2 separate regions of the Mus musculus genome follow, and region 1 is linked to region 2. Evidence: chromatin loops called from intact Hi-C (ENCODE). Cell type or tissue: heart. All regions are shown on one strand. Each heading gives the region's core, and the rest is flanking DNA. Links, peaks and the distances in the headings are about the cores only.

Region 1 (2,814 bases), core at 108-2,607, 520 kb before region 2:
CTCCCTTCCTTTCTCTCCCCACCCCATCCTTTCTCCCTCTTTAAGAAACATCCTTAACATTGATTTGTCTGCTAGTTATTCTGAAAACAAAACAAAACAAAAAACAAACAAACAAAAAATCCTTTCCTTCACTGTCCCTGACGACGTGCCTCATTTACTCTAGCCCTTGGTCACTGAACTAATGAAGGAAATCATCATTGTGGGGATTGTAGAGCAACTAAGTCACACAAGTGAGTAGATAGTGGGATTCTCAAAGGAGGTTACAGATGGTCTGGACGTTAAAGCTTCTTAGAGCAGAGGAAGGAACTGTTTCATGTAATGTATGGGGACATGAACCAGTCCCTGCTATGAAGGCATGGAATATCAGAAACATATAATGTCCTTCTCTCTAATACCATCAGCTCCACACAAAGCTGTTTCCACTCCCGAAACCGCTCTGCTCTTCTCTGTAACCCCTACTTCATGGTCCAGACTTAGGCCTCTCATGCTTGATCATTTTTTCAGCACGAGTTATCTTAGCCCAGGTTGTCGAGCTCTCTGCACCACGTAGCCTACCCACTCGTCCCACGTACTTTTGAAAATTAATCCAAAGGGAGCGCCTATATCAGAATCACTTAGAAGGTATTAAAACATTGCTGACCATATTCCCACTTATGATGTACTGAATCAGAATGTGAAGAGAGGATACAGCAGGAGCCTGCCTTTCACACGATCCTCGTGGGCTCTACTAAACACTCAAGATCACTATTCTTGTTTCATTGACATTGATACATAACAGCTTACCTCTCCTGGGAGTTTGCTGAGTACCCTTTATATACCAGGCGTACTGCAAAAGTGTTCCACATACATCATCTTTTCAAAGGGTCATTAATCTGCACACTGGTCTGAGCCAGGCCCAAACATTCTTAAGCTTAATTCTCTCAACAGCTGTATCAAACAACTACAGAGCATGTCAGAGGAAGAATCCCTGACTGTGTGAGACATGGGACCAGTCAGTTTTGAGGATAAACAGAGCAGCAAGAAGCTTATGGTACTGTCCTGGGGTTTGGGTATCAACTGAAGACTGTCTTCTGTTTATATTGCTGGAGCAAGATGAGACAGATATTGTCAGCATCACAGCATAGGATCAGCTATTTTTCCCCCACTGGAGCCTCTAATCCACTAAGGAGACTGCAACCCTTTTAGTATCCCTCCTCGTTAGTGCCTAGATATCCCATGCTTCATACTCTCTATGTGCTCACACTTTAGACGCACCCAGCAGAAATCCTGACACGTGGATGTTAAAGTTGCCCAGGACAGCAGAAGTGCTGTGAACTGAGGTCTCTGGGGCAAAACCAATAAATAACATCTCCTCTTCCCTACCCCACTAGAGGGCACAGCCTCCCTGCTGGGACTTCCTCCCAACTATACCTTCCCAACCTCAACTTCACCACTCAGGAACAAAGTGCCTGATCCTTTGTCTTAGAAGGGTCTGTTTGCTTCTATGTCAAGCCTGACTGAGCTACACTTTTAAGTACCCAGTGCTGGCTTATGAAAAGTTGCCAGGCTAAGGCAGGTTTGGCACACCTCCATCCCTTTGTTAGAAGGAAGTACCTAAGGCCCATTGGCTGAGCTAATACCTGGCAGCTGTCAGATCCATGACATCAACTAGATAGTGTTTCCTGAGCATTTACTATAGCCCAGGTCTGAGGAAAGCCCTTGGCATGGATTATCTCATTTTTTTCCATTCTTCATTCCGCTGCCTGCTTATAGAGCTGATCATAGAATATCCTTATTTGTACTCTTCAGTGAGCTCCCACTGTGCTTACAAAAATCAGACCCATTCCTGCATACAACCTCTGAGGCCATATAGGACCCAGGACTACATGTCTCTGTCTGGCCTCTCCCCCTCTCCCTACTACACTCTAGCAAGCTAGTGATCATCACTACCAGCTGATGGGGACACTTGTCAGGGCTCAGTGTGAGCTCGTGCTTGTTTTAGAGTCTGTGGCACAAGTTTGTGGGCTGCCTCTGATATTGAGTGGTTGTTCCCACCTTCTTGGTTGTCATCCAGGCTGGAAAACATGAAGGAGCCAATTATTATTCACTGTGACTTCACGCAAACCACACAACGACACAGACATCCACCCAGAACACTGCTCATTTTGCTTTTAAGCTTCTCTGCTGCTCATGCTACTCCTTGCCAGAAACCTCTAGTGGATTCTTCTAATTAGTATGGTTCCCCCGTAAGAACAATATGACTAACTCCAACCAACCAAAGAGCCTCCTCCTCTAAATGAAAAGGGCCCTGGCTTCTCTGGAACCCACTGGATATCTACCCTGAAGGAAATGCAATAGTGTCCACTCTCATTTATCCAGGAAATGTCCACCTTGGCATTTATCAGAGGGGAAGACCGAGGCTTGGGGATATAAGGCAACTTTCCCAAAGTCAGTGAGAAAGCAAAATGTTCTCTAACATGAACTGTTCTTGAATGAGAGGCTGGATCTGGGTTAGAGAGGCTGCCATTGGATGACCTGAGTACTCCTAAGAAGCAGCCATGTTACAGTGTCTGAAAGATAAATTCTGTCTTGTAGCTTTGGCCAACCATGAGACCAGGCTCAACTTTATCTCTGATACCTCCACTGCCTGATATGTTTCCTAACATTTTCTTCCATCCATATCTTTAATTGCGGGTTGTCCACAGTTTCCCATCCGTGACCACACCAAAGACAAAGGTGATTCCAAGCACAAGCTCTGGTTATCTCACAAAACAGGTGCCATCCTCCACAGCTTAAGCACACTATCAGGCTGGTGGTTTCTCCCCTCATCTTTGC
Region 2 (2,814 bases), core at 118-2,617:
CTGCCTCTGCCTCTCTGCCTCTCCTCTGCCTCTCTGCCTCTCTGCCTCTGCCGGGATTCAAGGCATGCGCCACCACCGCCCGGCCTGACAAGATCTTCATGCAATCTGGACCAGGTAGAAGGACCCAAAGGTGCTCACACACACACACACACACACACACACACACACACACACACACACACACAAAATGATGCAATTTAAAAAAGAAATCACTGCATCAATGCTCTGGGCACAGTAAATGCTGACATTGGCCTGGCATCCAGGAAGCAAGAGAGGCTGGAGGCAAAGAGGCAGCAAAAAGCCCCACAGCTTCCCTCCATCCATCTCAAAGTGGGAGATCCAAACTCCAAAGCTTATCTGGTTTTGGTTTTGGTTTCGGTTTTGGTTTGTTTTGCTTCTTCCAAAACAATGCAGACTCTTCTTTGGGCAAAGGAGTAGTGCCCCGGGGGCCCATGATGTTTCAGAGACCCATGAAAATGTTTTGATTTCCTTCAAAATCCGGAAGAAATGAACCTTGAAAATAGACAAAAATGTACTTTTTTTTTCTCATCGGAAACAAATGGAATGTTCAGAGCCCCCCTGAAAATCTGTCCTCAGAGGAGTCTCACAGACAGTAGCTACTATCCCTGGCCACAAATGTCCTAAGGTGATTCTGACCCTAGAGGAGCCACCCCTACTCTTCCGGTCAGACAGAGATCACTTTCACTTCCACCTGTGAGGGCAGGAGCCCCTCACAGTCCTGCACAGAGCAGCCAGGACAGTCTGTGGAAAAAAAAACTCCCAGCGCAGGTGTATAAACCTGAGGGAGAGGGAGGGCCATGTCACAGGCCCTCCCCTCTACTCAGTGAGCTTCCTTACTCTCCAACCTCCTACCCATCTTTCAAACCTGCCTCCCCTAAGAGAAACTGAGGCACACACCTACATACCCATCCCATTGGAATCTCTAGTGACTCTTCCCTCCAGAACTGTAATCCCACAATGCACACAATCCATTTTCAGTCACAGCCAGCATGGGGCCCTCCTCTGGCTCACTCCATCCCTAGAATCCTTCCATCCCAAGTGCCCTTGGAAGTCCAGTGATCCTACCCAGCCCCTCCCCTTCTGACAGCTGGGAGTGTAGAAGTGGCAGAGAACAGGTGAGTTGAGCTGTAAGCCTTCACCAGCAACATCCCATACAGGGAGTCAAATTCAGAGACGTGGTCCAAGGACCAAAAGAGCTGGTTCAGTCTTTTTCTGTGATCACACACCCATTTTTGTACCTCAGTTTCCCTGTCTGTTAAGCTTGCTTCTGGCTAAGGTCTCTAAAATGAGTCTCCCAAGTAACTGCGAAGCTTCCTCCATCAGCGCAGACAGAATTGCCAACGCAGTGGGAGAGCGCCACCTACTGGCTCCCAGGCCGCCTGAAGAACCGTACCACGAAGGACCAAACCACAGAACCGACCTTCAAAGGCAGGGATACTTTGTCTCCACATAGTCACAGTATCCTCCTTCTTCTTGAGGTCTGAAAAGGGACTCCTTCAGCAAAGCAGCTTCCGCCGTACTATCTACCCCCTACCCCCAAAGACCCCAGGAAAACCATGAGCCCCGTGGCATCCTGCCCCTGTGCCTTGACCATCACCAGGATAGCTCCCCTCACACTAGGCGGAGGGCTGGAAGGGTGGCGAGGGCGGAGGGGGTGGGGGGAGACAATGATCCCTATTGTGACTAAATTTCCCCCTGAAGATCTCATTCAAGATGTTAGAGTGAGCGATCATAAAAGGAATTAATAGTTGATTCGCTGTATAATTTCCTAGTTCAATATACTTTAGTGCAGAGACTAAATGAGCCGTCCCGGCCGTTCGGTGGGGCCAGATAGCGACTTTATCGCTGGGATCTCAGGCTGAGGAATAAAAGCAATTCTTCTGAAGTAATTGCGTCTAATTAAAAGAAACATTTAAAAAGTGTAACCAAAAGGAATTCATTTCAAATGGAAAATTAATGCTGAAAAATAGCCCTGAGCTCTCTTGTCGCAGCTAATAGCCAGGCAGCCGCAGAATAATTAAACTGTTTTTGAAATGTCGATACCATCCTCCTCGGGAGAAGATGGGCACCACTGAGCACGCTGTGGCCATCAGCAAGGAGCCAGCCAGGGACTTGAGGTCAGAACCTAGCTACCAGGCTGGATAAAAAAAAGAGGGGAGGGGACCACCGGGACCAGGCTGGAAGAGGTGGGTGCTGTGACCCTTAATGAGGAATAGCCACTCCCCGGGGACCTGAGTATCTCACCGAATATCCCAAACAATCCTACAAGTCTGGTTAGTTATAATTATATTGTGATAATTCAAAGGTAGATTCCTCAGGACCTCAGGCACCTAGCCCAAGATCACAGCAAATCTCAGCAGATTCAATATTCAAACTTAAGCCTGCCTAGCTTTGCCCTTCACGTCAATTCCAAGGCCCTGAAGTTAGGTGTCAAAAAAGGCTGTGGGCTTTCAAATATTGTGGTCGCCGGTCCTGTCTATGAGGAGCATCACCTGGTTCCCGTCTGCAAGGCTTTGAAAAATCCACCTCTCGACTCCATTCCCAAAGATTCCAGCTTCGTTGGTCTAGACACTGGACCGGTGACACTGTTCTCAACCTGCAGGTCATAACCCCTTTGGCAACCCTCTATCTCAAAAAAAAAAATTACAATTCGTAAGAGTAGCAAAAATACAATTATGAATTAGCAACTAAAATTATTTTATGACTGGGAGGTCACTACGACATAACAGACTGTATTAAAGAGTCACAGTATAAGGAAGGTTGAGGACCATGGCTCTAGAGGAAGCCTGGGCA

The links. Peaks named below come from ENCODE experiments on the same cell type or tissue, not always from the same donor. Only the 100,000 strongest peaks of a DNase experiment are listed, where the experiment ranks them.
Region 1: a loop joins it to region 2, with 5 times the contacts of the local background. A loop is called at or near these places in 5 of 42 quality-filtered maps.

The regions. Positions count from the first base shown.
Region 1 is chr2:160,061,378-160,064,191 of GRCm38, forward strand. No RefSeq gene overlaps it. Among named protein-coding and RNA genes, the nearest start is that of 9130015L21Rik, 46 kb to the left of the region's middle. In heart, for the core only: a CTCF peak has its summit at 1,374 (motif pointing right); no DNase peak of the experiment used is centred there.
Region 2 is chr2:160,577,514-160,580,327 of GRCm38, forward strand. The region is part of intron 1 of Gm14221 (a long non-coding RNA gene); the gene reads right to left. Among named protein-coding and RNA genes, the nearest start is that of Gm14221, 1.8 kb to the right of the region's middle. In heart, for the core only: a CTCF peak has its summit at 1,384 (motif pointing left); no DNase peak of the experiment used is centred there; H3K27me3 peaks cover 2,500 bases.